Linked DNA regions of Homo sapiens: region 2 is linked to region 1. Evidence: read pairs that join two places in POLR2A ChIA-PET (ENCODE). Cell type or tissue: HepG2. All regions are shown on one strand. Links, peaks and the distances in the headings refer to the core of each region. The heading gives the core; the rest is flanking DNA.

Region 1 (8,381 bases), core at 191-8,190:
GGAATTTATCCATTTCTTCTAGATTTTCTAGTTTATTTGCATAGAGGTGTTTATAGTATTCTCTGATGGTAGTTTGTATTTCTGTGGGATGGGTGGTGATATCCCCTTTGTCATTTTTTATTGCATCTATTTGATTCTTCTCTCTTTTCTTCTTAATTAGTCTTGCTAGTGGTCTATCAATTTTGTTGATCTTTTCAAAAAACCAGCTCCTGGATTCATTGATTTTTTGAAGAGTTTTTTGTGTCTCTATTTCCTTCAGTTCTGCTCTGATCTTAGTTATTTCTTGCCTTCTGCTAGCTTTTGAATGTGTTTGCTCTTGCTTCTCTGGTTCTTTTAATTGTGATGTTAGGATGTCAATTTTAGATCTTTCCTGCTTTCTCTTGTGGGCATTTAGTGCTATAAATTTCCCTCTACACACTGCTTTGAATGTGTCCCAGAGATTCTGGTATGTTGTGTCTTTGTTCTCGTTGGTTTCAAAGAACATCTTTATTTCTGCCTTCATTTCGTTATGTACCCAGTAGTCATTCAGGAGCAGGTTGTTCAGTTTCCATGTAGTTGAGCGGTTTTGAGTGAGTTTCTGAATCCTGAGTTCTAGTTTGATTGCCCTGTGGTCTGAGAGAGAGTTTGTTATAATTTCTGTTCTTTTACATTTGCTGAGGAGAGTTTTACTTCCAACTATGTGGTCAATTTTGGAATAGGTGTGGTGTGGTGCTGAAAAGAATGTATATTCTGTTGATTTGGGGTGGAGAGTTCTGTAGATGTCTATTAGGTCTGCTTGGTGCAGAGCTCAGTTCAATTCCTGGATATCCTTGTTAACTTTCTGTCTCATTGATCTGTCTAATGTTGACAATGGGGTGTTAAAGTCTCCTATTATTATTGTGTGGGAGTCTAAGTGTCTTTGTAGGTCACTAATGTGCTTTATGAATCTGGGTGCTCCTGTATTGGGTGCATATATATTTAGGATAGTTAGCTCTTCTTGTTGAATTGATCCCTTTACCATTATGTAATGGCCTTCTTTGTCTCTTTTGATCTTTGTTGGTTTAAAATCTGTTTTATCCGAGACTAGGATTGCAACCCCTGCCTTTTTTTGTTTTCCATTTGCTTGGTAGATCTTCCTCCATCCCTTTATTTTGAGCCTATGTGTGTCTCTGCACGTGAGATGGGTTTCCTGAATACAGCACACTGATGGGTCTTGACTCTTTATCCAATTTGCCAGTCTGTGTCTTTTAATTGGAGCATTTAGCCCATTTACATTTAAGGCTAATATTGTTATGTGTGAATTTGATCCTGTCATTATGATGTTAGCTGGTTATTTTGCTCGTTAGTTGATGCAGTTTCTTCCTAGCCTCGATGGTCTTTACAATTTGGCATGTTTTTGCAGTGCCTGGTACCGGTTGTTCCTTTCCATGTTTGTGCTTCCTTCAGGAGCTCTTTTAGGGCAGACCTGGTGGTGACAAAATCTCTCAGCATTTGCTTGTCTGTAAAGTATTTTATTTGTCCTTCACTTATGAAGCTGAGTTTGGCTGGATATGAAATTCTGGGTTGTAAATTCTTTTCTTTAAGAATGTTGAATATTGGCCCCCACTCTCTTCTGGCTTGTAGAGTTTCTACTGAGAGATCAGCTGTTAGTCTGATGGGCTTCCATTTGTGGGTAACCTGACCTTTCTCTCTGGCTGCCCTTAACATTTTTTCCTTCATTTCAACTTTGTTGAATCTGACAATTATGTGTCTTGGAGTTGCTCTTCTCGAGGAGTATCTTTGTGGTGTTCTCTGTATTTCCTGAATGTGAATGTTGGCCTGCCTTGCTAGATTGGGGAAGTTCTCCTGGATAATATCCTGCAGAGTGTTTTCCAACTTGGTTCCATTCTCCCTGTCACTTTCAGGTACACCAATCAGACGTAGATTTGGTCTTTTCACATAGTCCCATATTTCTTGGAGGCTTTGTTTTTTTCTTTTTATTCTTTTTTCTCTAAACTTCTCTTCTTGCTTCATTTCATTCATTTCATCTTCCATTGCTGATACCCTTTCTTCCAGTTGATCACATTGGCTACTGAGGCTTGTGCATTTGTTACGTAGTTCTCGTGCCGTGGTTTTCAGCTCCATCAGTTCCTTTAATGACTTCTCTGCATTGGTGATTCTAGTTAGCCATTTGTCTAATTTTTTTTCAAGGTTTTTAACTTCTTTGCCATTGGTTTGAATTTCCTCCTTTAGCTCGGAGTAGTTTGATCTTCTGAAGCCTTCCTCTCTCAACTTGTCAAAGTCATTCTCCATCCAGCTTTGTTTCATTGCTGGTAAGGAGCTGCGTTCCTTTGGAGGAGGAGAGGCACTCTGATTTTTAGAGTTTCTGGTTTTTCTGTTCTGTTTTGTCCGCATCTTTGTGGTTTTATCTACCTTTGGCCTTTGATGATGGAGACGTACAAATGGGTTTTGGTGTGAATGTCCTTTCTGTTTGTTAGTTTTCCTTCTAACAGTCAGGACCCTGAGCTGCAGGTCTGTTGGAGTTTTCTGGAGGTCCACTCCAGACCCTGTTTACCTGGGTATCAGCAGCAGTGGCTGCAGAACAGCGGATATTGGTGAACCACAAATGCTGCTGCCTGATCGTTCCTCTGGAAGTTTTGTCTCAGAGGAGTATTTGGCCATGTGAGATGTCAGTCCGCCCCTACTGGGCGGTGCCTCCCAGTTAGGCTACTTGGGGTCAGGGACCCACTTGAGGAGGCTGTCTGCCCATTCTCAGATCTCAAGCTGCGTGCTGGGAGAACCACTACTCTCTTCAAAGCTGTCAGACAGGGACATTTAAGTCTGCAGAGGTTACTGCTGCCTTTGGTTTGTCTGTGCCCTGCCCCCAGAGGTGGAGCCTACATCGGCAGACAGGCCTCCTTGAGCTGTGGTGGGCTCCACCCAGTTCGAGCTTCCCAGCTGCTTTGTTTACCTACTCAAGCCTCAGCTATGGCAGGCGCCCCTCCCCCAGCCTCGCTGCTGCCTTGCAGTTTGATCTCAGACTGTTGTGCTAGCAATGAGCGAGGCTCCGTGGGCTTAGGACCCTCTGAGCCATGTGCAGGATATAATCTCCTGGTGTGCTGTTTGTTAAGCCTGTTGGAAAAGCGCAGTATTAGGGTGGGACTGACCCGATTTTGCAGGTGCCATCTGTCACCCCTTTCTTTGACTAGGAAAGGGAATTCCCTGACCCCTTGTGCTTACCAGGTGAGGTGATGCCTCGCCCTGCTTCGGCTCATGCTTGGTGCGCTGCACCCACTATCCTGCACCCACTGTCCGGTACTCCCCAGTGAGATGAACCCGGTACCTCAGTTGGAAATGCAGAAATCACCCATCTTCTGCATCGCTCATGCTTGGAGCTGTAGACTGGAGCTGTTCCTGTTCGGCCATCTTGGCTCCACCCCCATTTTACATTTATTATTATTATTTTGAGACAAGGTCTTGCCCTGTCATCGAGGCTGGAGTGCAGTGGAGGCCATCATGACTCACTGAAGCCTTGATTTTTGTGGGTTTAAGCAATCCTCCCATCTCAGCCTCCTGAGTAGCTGGGACTACAGGTGCATGACACCACACCTGGCTAATTTTTAATTTTTTTGTAGAGAGGATCTGAATATGTTGCTAGGGTGGTCTCCAACTCCTGGGTTCAAGTGATCCTCCCGCCTGGTCCTCTCAAAGAGCTGGGATTATAGGCATGAGCTACTGTGCCTGGCCTTTTTTTTTTTTTTTTTTTTTCCCTAAAACAAAGCTCTTGGGATGCAAAGGTAATGTTCTCATTCACTCCCTTCCTCATCACCCAGGCATTACTTAGTCCTTTTATATTAAGGAGGTTGGGAACTGTGGGTGGGGGTAGGGGTGGGAGGTGGAAGTTGTGGGAGTGGTAGGCTGTTCAAGTTTTTCCTTAGAACAACAGTGACATCCTGTGGCCAATTTATAGAATAGAGGCTATTAAGCAGAGTGGGTATGGATTCTCTACTTGAAGACAAAAATTACTATGAACCAAATTAATCAGACTTTGCATTAAATTCAGAGAATTTAGGGAATGCTCATTATTTACAGGAATTATGATGTTGCTTTTATAGGTATTATTTTCTTACATTATTTTATATTTTCCCTAGATAACCTGGGGAATTAATTCTGCATATATTTTGTGTCGAAGAGCAGCCATCACATTCAGAACCCCTAAAATTGTATGGAAAATGTTGTGTGTATGTGTATGTCTAGGGAAACGAGCTCTTGTTTTTATAACATGCTCCTCTGGTTCCCCGGACTCTCACAATCCTTAGCATTGCTACCTTAGAGCATGTTTCTAACAATGCCGTTATGATAGACTTTGGATTAGCTTCATCAATGTCTTTTTCTCTGGAAGCTGCCATTTCTTCTAGCAAACCATGCTCATCCTATGTTAAAAACAACTTTGTGGCTGGGCATGGTGGCTCACGCCTGTAATCCCAGCACTTAAGTCTCGCTCTGTCACCCAGGCTAGAGTGCAGTGGCGCAATCTCGGCTCACTGCAACCTCTGACTCCCAGGTTCAAGCGATTCTCCAGTCTCAGCCTCCCGAGTAGCTGGGACTACAGGCACCGTCACCATGCTGGGCTAATTTTTTGTATTTTGGCTAATTTTTTTGTATTTTTAGTAGAGATGGGATTTCGCCATGTTGGCCAGGCTGGTCTTGAACACCTGACCTCAGGTGATCCACCTGCCTCGGCCTCCCAAAGTGCTGAGATGATAGGCTTGAGCCACCACACTCAGCCAAAAACAACTTTAAAAGAGAAAAGAAAAAACGAAAGAAAAGCAAAGAAAACAAAAGCAAGAATAATAGGATCAGATAGCATTGCAACATCATATAGTGGAAAAAGCAATGGAATATAAATCAGTCCCAAATCTATTACTTGCTGCAGGTCTGAGCTAAGTCAAGTTAGTTAATCTTTGAGTCTTGGTTTTTTCATCTGCAAAATGGAGATAAGTAATATCAGAGAATTATTTCTCTGATATAAACACAATTATATCAGAGAATAATATCAGAGAATCAATTGGTAGGGATGAGTTTTTCGATGCAACACCAAAAGTACAATCCATGAAAGAAAAAAGTGGTTTGTGGGATTTTATTAAAATTTAAAACTTCTGCTCTGCAAAAGATACTGTTTAGAGTATGGAAAGACAAGACACAGACTAAGAAAAAATATTTGCAAAACACATATGATAAAGAACTTGTATTCAAAGTATACAAAGAATCCACTGGGAAAATTTATGCTTATGTTTGAAAATAATAATGGCCTATACGAACATAAGAATTTTAACTATAGCCGGGCACAGTGGCTCATGCCCATAATCCCAACACTTTGGGAGGCTGAGGCGGGCAGATCACAAGGTCAGGAGTTCGAGACCAGCCTGGCCAACATACTGAAACCCCGTCTCTACCAAAAATACGAAAATTGGCAGGCATGGTGGCACATGCCTGTAATCCCAGCTACTCAGGAGGCTGAGGCAGGAGAATTGTTTGAACCCGGAGGTGGAGGTTGAAGTGAGCTGAGATCGCGCCACTGCACTCCAGCCTAGGCGATAGATCAAGACTCTGTCTCAAAAAAAAGAACCAAACAAACAAAAAAAGAATTTTAACTATAGCACTTATATGTTTTTTAAAACAATACATGATCACATACAAAACATAAAAGTGAAATGAGAAAAGTCTAAAGAAAAAATTCAATTAATCCTATCACTCAGCAGAAGTAACTGTTGACATTTTAATGTATTCTTTCCTTTTTGCTAGATATACACATATGTATTATTAGTTAACTGATGTTTAAAGTTGCCTTATTTCTCTACCTCAGAGGACCTGGATTTCTCCTGAGAGAATGAGGACGGCCTTTCTAACACTGAGGAACAGAATATTAAATCCTGTTCTATAGCATGGCATCTGCCAACCCCTGGATTCTCACCTGGGTCAGAGTTGGGAAGAGAAGGCAGATATATCCCTTTGGAGCATCCTTTCTGGCTTCTCCAGCCTCTGAACAGATCTTGTTTGTATCTGGGTGTGTGTAGATTTGAATGAGCTGGTGTGAGATGTGCACACACACAGGAAAAGAAAGAAAGAAGGCTGAGGTCTACATATTGCATTGCTGGCTGCCCACTACCTAGATGGTGTCAGGAGGCCTCTGCCCAAGGCTTTTACTTTTTTCTTTTTTTTCTTTTTTTTTTTGAGACAGAGTTTCGCTCTTGTTGCCCAGGCTGGAGTGCAGTAGCATGACCTCGGCTCACTGCAACCTCCGCCTCCCGGGTTCAAGAAATTCTCCAGCCTCAGCCTCCATTGTAGCTGGGATTACAGGCACCTGCCACCATGCCCAGCTGAATATTTGTATTTTCTTTTTTTTAGTAGAGACGGGGTTTCACTATGTTGGCCAGGCTGGTCTTGAACTCCTGACCTCAGGTGATCCACCCGCCTCGGCCTCACAAAGTGATGGGATTACAGGTGTGAGCCACCGTGCCCAGCCCGGCTTTTTCTTATCTTTGGAACATTTTTATTGAAGCATAACGTAAATACAGAAAAGTGTAAAAACCATAAAAACCAGAATTTTCAAATTGAATGCAGCTAGATCAAGATACATGACCAACACTCCAGAAACCTCCTATGCTAGCTTGCAGTGATTACCTGCTGCAATAAGTAATCTGACTTCTAATATCATAGACTACTTTTGTCTGCCAAACAGACTTAAATTCAATAATGGACTTGATAAAGGGAACTATAATAACTTCATTAACACCCTGAAAAGAGTAAAGTTGCATCTGATGATATAAATAATTTGTAATCGAATTTCAACAAGAGGATGGGGTCAACCAGGTAGGCCCATGGGCTCTGATGCGGAAAGGCATCATGATGGTCATGGACGTGGGCAGTTCAACTCATCTCTCTTAGAAGCATTGGGGTGACACAGAACCTCTGATTGAAATCATGTCTATCCTGTGCCTGATCAACTGCTTTAAATATTGCCCTTCCAAATTCAGATATCCAAATCCTTATCAGTTTCCCTGACTCATGTCCTGCCAGAGAAAACTAATCTCCACAGCCATCCCCTTGTTCCAATTTTTGTTAGCTTGAAGCTAACCCTCTTGCCTGCCCTGATCCAGTCCACTGTAACCTTAACTAGTCCCTCTCATCCTAATTTGTAGTTAGACTTTTGAAAGATCCGGGCCTAGATAATTCACTGAGAAAACTAGAGAGGAAAATATAAAGAGTGATATTTAAAGAACTGAAAAGAGTAGGAAAGAATATGGGAATTATTTTGCATATGGTAACTTTCAGGACATGGGGCTTCCCAGTTTCCTCGTCTAGACTAGAGCAGGGGCCAGAACAGGGAAGTCGAAATAGGTCTTAAGGCTCGTAGTAGTTCATTTTGGATCTGATACAATAACTTATCAAACAGAGCAGAGTCAAAAATTTTCTATATATCCTGGTTAAAAGTTATCTATCCATTCTCTACAGAAATTTTAGTTTTTTTCCCATGTTCTTCAGCATATCTTCTCCCCCATTGCTGGCTGGAAATCATTAAAGCAGCCATGAAGGCTGTCTTAAGACAGTCAGTGTTAGCAGGAGTCCATGGGGATTTTGTGAGCCCTGTATACACTGTAATGAGGTGTAGGGAGTTGGAGATACACATAGGGTAAGGGTGATTTAGAGCATCATTTATAACAGAATACAGGAGATGGAGTTGCAGGAGACCTTAGAGGTTAAATAGATCATTCTCCTACTCAGTGAAGTAATCCCTTTGACAATAACCTTGATAGATGGTTATTTAACGTCTGCTTGAACATTTTCAGTGATTTCCAGCCAATGACGAGAGGCTCACTGCTTATCTAGGCAGGTCGTTTTATTTATTCTCAACTTGATAGAAAGCTTTCCTGTATAGTGGTTTGAGATCTGCCTTCTTGTAACTACTCCCTGGGGGACACAGTTTTTTCCCTCAAGAGTAACACAGAATAGGCCTCAGTAAACTACTTGGACATTTTTCTAATATAGTAGGAGAGTTACCATGTCATTCCTTCTCTTCTCCAGGCTAAATAGTCCTAATCCTTTCTATCATCCTCTAATCATCTTGGTCACCTTCCTTTAGATGCTGTTGATTTTTATCAATGTCCCAAATAAAACACAATATTATAGATGCAGTCTGGCTACTTTAGAGTCCAGTGGGTCTGTAGCTTTGTTTGTTCTGGATTGAATACTTCCATTAATGCATCTCAAGCTGTTTCTTTTGATGGTTAAGTCATACTTTTGGCACGGCTGAGCTGTATTCAACAAAAACTGTCCTATCTTTAAAATATTTACATAGTTAAAAAATTAACATATAGTAAAAGGGACATTTTTAGTGTGCAATTCTATGAGTCTTAACACAT
Region 2 (8,381 bases), core at 43-8,042, 1.7 Mb before region 1:
TCTCAAAAAAGAAAAAAGAAAACATCTTCATTAATACCAAAGGGTATTTAAGTTTATGAGCATGGTAAGTAGTGTGATAGGTAGTCTTGTTTTTTGTAAAACACTTATTAATATATTAATAATATAAATTGCGTAAATAACAGTGTGATACCCGGAAGTGAAGTAAGTAGGTGATTGTTCCTCAGAAAATATTGCTGGAGTTTATTTTATCTGGGACCCCTGTGTCTGCCCCTAGTTAAGTGCCTGTGTTGTTTAGTGTCTCACAGGATTGTCTGTTTCCATAGCATCTGCATCATGCTACTTTTATTATAGTTTTATTTATATTGTCTACTAGACAGAAAGGTCTTGAATTCAGAGACTATATTTTGTTCATTTTCGTATTTTCAGTGCACAGGAGGACATCCTCTACAGAGTTGGCACTCAACTAAAAGTTTTGTCAAAGGACTGTTTCACATACATCATCTCTCTATATATCATGGTATGCACATATTTCAGACCCAGGAAGATGCTTATTTTAGTAATTCTTAAGTGAACTATATTTTAGAGGGTGATATGGATAACAGTAACAGTAATAGCTAAAGTTTATTGTGTTCGCACATGTTAATTCTTATATCTCATAACTCTGAGTTACATACAGTTGTTATTCCCATCTTCAGATGAGAAAACTGAAGCACAGAGAAGTAAAGTGACTTACCAGTGTGACCTAGAGTAGTACATGATGGGGATTTGAACCAAGTTGGTGTATTTTAATCACTAGGATATATTGCCTAAAATATGAAAATTTGGTTTTTAGTATTTTAGTAGTTTTTCCTAAGCAGATTTTAACTTACTAATCAGACTTCCAGGCTTATTCATTTTACTTCTAAACTTTTGTTAACTTTTTTTTGCATGAGTTTTTATACACGTGTGAAGATAAGATTTAAAAAAATACAAAAACCCCAACCAAACAACCCAATTTAGAAAGCTGTACCAGCTGTGCAAATCCTACACTTCATTTTTTTAAGATAAGTTTTGTCCATTCATGGAAAATGTTAGAGATACATCAATGAAAAATTTTATTTCCATGTTAGATAATCTAATTTGTAATTCCATTTATCTTGATATTTTGGCCTCATAAACCCACTGGAGCCATAACAAGTAAATACTAGAATTTGAACAAAAAACTTCCCACTGTCAGTATCGGAGCAGTCTATTTATTGTGGAGGCTTTATAACCTGATGGACAAGGCTTTAAACTAAATTATAATGCTTTAGTGGCAGATCTTTGACTCTGTTAATAGTATTCAGTATGGGCAAGGGGAAGAGGATGTGCAGTCTAGCTAATCTGTAAAAAAGTATTTTAAAAAAATACTTAGTTTTAATTCTTTTATTGCTAACAACAACAACAACAACAACAATAACAAAACCTTTGGTAGCATGTATTATATAGCAAACCTAATTGAGAGGCAGGATTTGAATGGATTGATAGGAATTTATCAGTCATGGAGTGGAAAGATATGCAGAGCAGAGCAGATCCAGGTGGTAGGTTGTCAAACTTGAATTAAATTTTTCCAATGTGGCTTCATCATTAGGTCTGAAATTTAATGAATTTCAAGAAGGCAATTTAACCTGTATTTAAATAAAAGTGATTATATTCTACATAGATTCATTAGCCAAATATAAGTATTTTGGGGGGATGACTTAAAATATTTTTTCCTCTTCATCTATGTGGATTGTTAAGAATTGGTTATACTCATAAATTTGTGCTTTTCCTTGAAAACTAATTAGCTGGAGTAAATAAACTACTAGGTTTAAATTCTTGCTGTTAATATGATAAGTTGTGTGACTTCATGATTCCCCACTGGACACTTAGGTAAGTGCTTCCTATCTGAGGATGAATGTAGTTCCTCTGGTGAAGGTCAGAGGGGTTTGTGTGAGGCTAATCATACTCATCCTGTCTCCTAAGACCAGAGACATGTTTTACTTTTTTCCTTTTTTGATACTGTATATTTGCCTCATAAAAAATATAAAATTTCCCTTTTCCTTGCCGATTTCTTTTAAACATCTGTGTAAATATGTAGTTTAGTTCAACTTTGTATACTACTCTGTTACTTATTTCATTTACTTAAAGATACTTATTTCATTTACTTAAAGATACACATGGCTGGGCGCGGTGGCTCACGCCTGTAATCCCAGCACTTTGGGAGGCTGAGGCGGGCGGATCACGAGGTCAGGAGATCGAGACCATCCTGGCTAACACGGTGAAACCCTGTCTCTACTAAAAATACAAAAAAATTAGCTGGGCGTGGTGGTGGGCGCCTGTAGTCCCAGCTACTCGGGAGGCTGAGGCGGGAGAATGGTGTGAACCTGGGAGGCAGAGCTTGCAGTGAGCTGAGATGGCGCCACTGCACTCCAGCCTGGGCGACAGAGCAAGACTCCGTCTCAAAAAAAAAAAAAAAAAAAAAAGATACACATATTTATTAATGCTGGACACTATTCCCGGCATTTGTAAATAGTAATTCATTTGCTTCTCCTAACAATCACATGAAGTCCTGTTATTATCCCGACTTTATAGATGAGGAAATTGAGGCATAGAGAAGTTAAGTAATGTATCCAAGGGCCAGGCACAGTGGCTCATGCCTGTAATCCCGGCATTTAGGGAGGCTGAGGTGGGCAGATGGCTTGAGCGCAGGAGTTCGAGACCAGCCTGGACAACATGGTGAAACCCTGTCTCTACAAAAATATACAAAAATTAGCCGGGCATTGTGGTGCACGCCTGTAGTTGCAGCTAGTTGGGAGGCTGAGGTGGATCGCCTGAGCCCAGGAGGTTGAGGCTGCAGTGAGCCGTGATTACGCCACTACACTCCAGCCAGGGCAACAGAGTGAGGCCTTGTCTAAAAAAAAAAAAGGAATGTACCCAGGCACACATAGAGAATATTTAGCAGAGCCAGGATTCAGACTGGGCTGAGTACATGCTCTTAACAGTTACACTATTCTGTCAATGTTATTTCCTTGAATGGATGCACTATAATTGGTTAACTACTCTTCTTTAGGTAGGATGTTAGTCATGAATCCTTTGGTTACACGTAATAACAACACGACTTTGTTAAGTTAAAAAATGAGTGTATTGGTTCACATACTGGGTATTGTATGTGGAGGGTGATGGAATGGCTTTGGAAACAGCTAGATCCAAGGTTGCAAGTAATGTCATTGGGTTTCTTTGTCTCCTTTCTGGGTTTTTCTAGCCTCTTGCTTCTGGAGCCCCAGACATATACCTTTAGCTTAGCAACCACACTTGAAAGACAGCTTCTCTTTCCTGATGTCCACATGTCAGTTGTGTTGTTGGTAATCAATTCTGATTGTCAGTTCCTTAACCAATCATTGGAACCTGGGAGATGAGCTACAGCAAGGGTAGCCACTGTGGTGGCTGTGGTTAGGGTGAGTTGGGGAACCCACAGAAAGCCAGGATTGACAGTCCCCTTGAGATGACATGAATTGGATGAGGTGTAGTTTTCCTGAGGAAGGGATGATAATGAGCAAAAAACAACTATAGCGAATCATTTAGGTTATGTCTTTTTAATTTTAACTTTATAACTGTCATAGATAATGATACAGTAACTGAGTAAAAGCCTCCTTTTTTTTAAATACTAGATTTTCAGTCATGGAATTACGAGAGCAGAGTATAAAACAATTTTAGGGCTTTCGGTAAATGTTGCCAGATTATTTTTTTGAAGGATACGTGTACTTAGCTCATATACCAACAGCAGGCATGAGGTGAGCATGTACTTTTGAACCAGGTAGGGTTCAACTCATCTTAGAAATACTGTACTGGGCTTAAATATTAACACATGCCTTGCACTTAATCACAGGGTTGCAGACTTGACACTGAGCAAATATCTAATGCAGTTTATCAAATGTTTCATTATATTTTATCTGGCTATTTTTTATTTTCATTTAAAAATTTTTATTATACAGTCTTTCGTTCGTTCGTTTGTTCTTTCTTTCTTTCTTTTTCTTTTTCCTTTTTCTTGAGACAAGGTCTCACTTTGTCACCCAGGCTGGAGCACAGTGACATGATCACGGCTCACTGCAGCCTCCAACTCCTGGGCTCAAGCATACTTCTTCATCTCAGCCTCCCAAGTAGCTGGGACTACAGGTGCACGCCACCATATCCTGCTGATTTTTTAACTTTTTGTGGAGACATGGTCTCCCTATGTTGCCCAGGCTGGTCTTGAACCCCTGGGCTCAACCAGTCCTCCTGCCTCTGCCTCCCAAAGTGTTGGGATTACAGGCTTGAGCCATTGTGCCCAGTCTATTGTATAGTTTTAAAAAACAAAACCAAAAGGCTAATAAATGGCACCCCTTTGCAAGCTCTTCCCCCTCCTTTCTTTTTCTTCCCAGTGTCTCCTACTTCTCTGACCTAGTTGACAGCATTATACTTTTGGATGTTGGTAGCATGTATAAAGTACATTATTACATAACAAGTTAATATAACATAATAGTTTCAAGGGTTTTGCCACTTAATTATACTAAGTTACTTAACCTCTCAATGCCTTATCTGTAGATTTTGTTTTTGATAGGGTGGGATAGTAATAGTAACTACAAGGTTTCACAAGGTTGTGAAATTGAATGAGAAATACATGGCACTTTAACAAGTCACTATGGATTATTTAATTTCTTTTCTTCTTCTTCTGCTGCTGCTTCTCCCTGCCCGCCCCTACCCTTTTTTTTAGAGACAGGGTCTTGCTCTGTTGTCCAGGCTAGAGAGAAATACAATTTATTTACTCCCAGTAAGGAAAATCTTAGAAATGTTAAAAAAAAAAAAAAAAAAAAAAAAGAAAAGTAATTCAAAGGATGAAAAATGACTATTTGCATAATATTTACCACAGTATTATATAGTGACAAGAAATGAGACCAACAACTAGATTAAGTTTTGGTATACATATCAACAAAATCAACTAAAGCAACGTGATATATATATATATCGCACATACACACACACGCACACGCACACACACACACACATATATATATATATATATATATTTTTTTTTTTTAAGACAGAGTCTCACCCTCTTACCCAGGCTGGAGTGTAGTGGCACGATCTCGGCTCACTGCATCCTCTGCCTCCAGGGTTCAAATGATTCTCACATCTCAGCCTCCTGAGTAGCTGGGACTACTATGCATCACCACGCCCAGCTAATTTTTGTATTTTTGGTAGAGAGGGGGTGTCACCATGTTGGCCAGGCTGGTCTCGAACGCCTGACCTCAGGTGATCTGCCCTTCTGGGCCTCCTAAAGTGCTGGGATTCCAGGTGTGAGCCACTGTGCCCAGCCTTGTATACATTCACTTAAAAAATAAGTAGGAAAACTGTGCAATATGGAAACATGTACAAATGACGGAACATTGCCTAAAAGTTACTTTGCAATGACTCCATAATATTAGCTTGTTTTTTGTCTCGCCTTTCTCTCAAAAGAAAAAATACACCACCAAGAGCAACAATGACAAACAGCATGCCCAAAGTCACGCAGATGAGAAGTGATTGAAAAAAGGATGTCAACCCAAGTCCACACTTCTAATCCCTATACCACACTGCCTATGTTCCCACTAATAGTAATACACACATTATTAGGCACCTAGTGCACATAAAGCACTCTTTCTCCTTGGTACTAATAAGAACACACAAAAAAACACAATATAGGCCCCTTTCAAAATTTGCAATATAGTGCTTTACAGTATGCAGCTGCTGCTGGGTGTGGTGGCTCATGCCTGTAATAGCAGCACTTGGGGAGGCCGAGGTGGGCGGATCATGAGGTCAGGAGATCAAGACCATCCAGGCTAACACGGTGAAACCCCATCTCAAGTAAAAATACAAAAAATTAGCCGGGCGTGGTGGCACACGCCTGAAATCCCAGCTACTCGGGAGGCTGAGGCAGGAGAATCGCTTGAACCTGGGAGGCGGATGTTGCAGTGAGCCGAGATTGCACCATTGCACTCCAGCCTGGGAGACAGAGTGAGACTCTGTCTCAAAAAAAAAAAAGGAATGACTGCATACCAATACAAAGTATAAACACTGCTAATCCAAATCTAGTGCTTGATGCTTAAATGGTATAACTGCGTCTCATACATGTGATCAATTCTAAAGCCACAGAAAATTACAGGCACTAAGATGATGAAAGCAGCAATTTAGGATATCATTTGAAATCTACATCTGTGAGCTACAGTTCTTCAACAGGCTGGAGAAACAGACCATCTAAGTCAAGCATGCTGTGGCTATAAGGAACATTTATTCAGATAGTATTTGGTCCCTATTCTTTGCCACATAAACAGAGAGGAAAACATTTAAATTCTAAAGTATCATTATATCCACACATAATAGTGATAGTTAAAACATAAGCCAGGTGCAGTGGAGCATGCCTGTAGTCCCAGCTACTTGGGAGGCTGAGGCAGGAGGATCATTTGAGCCCAGAAGTTGAAAGGCTGTACTGTGCTATGATCACAACTGTGAATTACTTTTTGTTTTTTACATTTCAAAGATTTGGCTTACTGGGCAAAGGGGGCGAGTATTTTTATGTCGTTTAATCTCTGTTGTCACTGTTGTTTTCTTAGTGGAATAACTGGGATTTTAGTCTATTGTTCTCTGAGATGAATCAGTTGTCAGAGCTATAGAGTTTTATAGAAAACTTATTGGCATAGTTTGTTCATTCAGCAAGTATTTTTGGACCTGAAGCCTAGTAATGAGGAAACAAAGATAAATATGATGAAGTTAGTCCTTGCTTTCTAGGAGCTTGGTCACAGTCTAGTGAGGAAGGATAATTTCTAACATTTAATTTATACTTTTGAAGAACACCTTGTGGGTTAGATAAAACAACCCGAATTGCCAGTTTTCAGCTTCTGAGATAAGCTATATCAAGGTGTTATATTCATTGGTCATTTGGTTGCTAGAAATTAACTTAAGCAAAACAGATTTATTAGTAGTAGAAGGTTATAGAGCTGGGTATCCCTTAGACCCCAGTTAGGCCTTAAGGAGGCCTACTGAGGTAGAAACCGGAAATTCAGGAATCACAGTAGCATTGTTCTCTTGTGGATCATTGAGCAACTGTTTCCAGTGCTGTGAAATAAAGTTTTCTAAAAAGGAGAAGTGGGAAGGAAGGAAATTGTATTTCTGCCACAGAGGTTGTGAACAAAGTACTCCCTACAGAAGGGAGTTACACAGTTTTCCTCCAGTTTAACTGCTGTTAAAATGGTATCTTGTTTCAGTTGATATGTCTTGATTGGTAGTGAGATTGAACTTAATATTTTTATCAAGAGCCCAAAGCCAATTTTTCTTGACGTCTGTATCTTAGACATGAGAATATATGGTAGTGATGTTAATTCTTGTTACATTTGATGAAACTATTTCCACCGTCATATTTTTTCTTTTATATATTTGAATATTTTCCATTGTATAAAGTTTTATGCTTTTATTGAATTCAATACCAGTTGTTCTTTATATTTTATTTATTTTCTTATCAGATGGGTCATATGCTGATGTCATAACAAGGTTTGAGAGAGGCACCTCTTGTGTGTGAGCACCCAGTCATCACACTTAAGAACTACAAAAGAATCACATTCTTACAGAGTCTCACTCTGTTGTCCCGGCTGGAGTATAGTGGCGCAATCATAGCTCACTGCAGCCTGGAACTCCTGGGCTCAAGTGATCTTCCCACCTCTGCCTCCTAAATAGCTAGGACTTCAGGCACACTTCAGTATGACTGGCTCTTTATGATACTTTAATGAGTATAAGTCTTTAAAAGTTACTGCTTTCTGAAGTTCAAGTACTCTAATTTTAGTGTGATTCAACTGATTTTATTTCTAAATTTTATATATTTTATCTTTCATATTGAAGCATAACACATACTGAAAAGGCACACAAAGTAGTGCTCAGTAAGTTATTATAAACTCTGACCTGTGTAACGACCACTGAGACAAGAAATAGAATATTGCCAGCACTTCAAACACTCTCCTTCCCCATCAGTCACTACCTTCTCCATGCTCCCCAAAGTAACCATTATTCTGATTTAGTTATGCCTGTTTTTGAGTTTGATATAAATGGATCCACGCATTATATATTTTGTATCTAGATATTTTTGCCCCACATATTATTTGTAAGATTCATCCACATTATTTTCTGAAACTGTAATTTTAATTGCACTATAATATTACTTTGTGTGAATGTACTACATTTTATACTTTGTTGATTGACATTTGGATTGTTTCCACTTGACAAAATATTAATAATGGTATTATGAACATGTTTATACCTGTCTCTTCATACATTATATTTGTTTTTTGTTTTTTTTTTTTTGAGACAGAGTCTCACCCTGTTGCCCAGTCTGGAGTGCTATGGCACAATCTCGGCTC

The links. Peaks named below come from ENCODE experiments on the same cell type or tissue, not always from the same donor. Only the 100,000 strongest peaks of a DNase experiment are listed, where the experiment ranks them.
Region 2: POLR2A ChIA-PET joins it to region 1 with 5 read pairs; 1 of 35 experiments calls an interaction of 5 or more read pairs at or near these places.

The regions. Positions count from the first base shown.
Region 1 is chr2:169,447,800-169,456,180 of GRCh38, reverse strand. No RefSeq gene overlaps it. Among named protein-coding and RNA genes, the nearest start is that of BBS5, 28 kb to the left of the region's middle. RefSeq lists a silencer at 4,474-4,629. In HepG2, for the core only: a CTCF peak has its summit at 3,899 (motif pointing left); a DNase peak (open chromatin) is centred at 3,900; H3K27me3 peaks cover 519 bases.
Region 2 is chr2:171,145,534-171,153,914 of GRCh38, reverse strand. All of the region lies in intron 1 of TLK1 (tousled like kinase 1), which reads left to right. It also overlaps the pseudogene LOC124906168. Among named protein-coding and RNA genes, the nearest start is that of TLK1, 11 kb to the left of the region's middle. In HepG2, for the core only: no CTCF peak of the experiment used is centred there; DNase peaks (open chromatin) are centred at 2,854 and 3,774; H3K4me3 peaks cover 679 bases.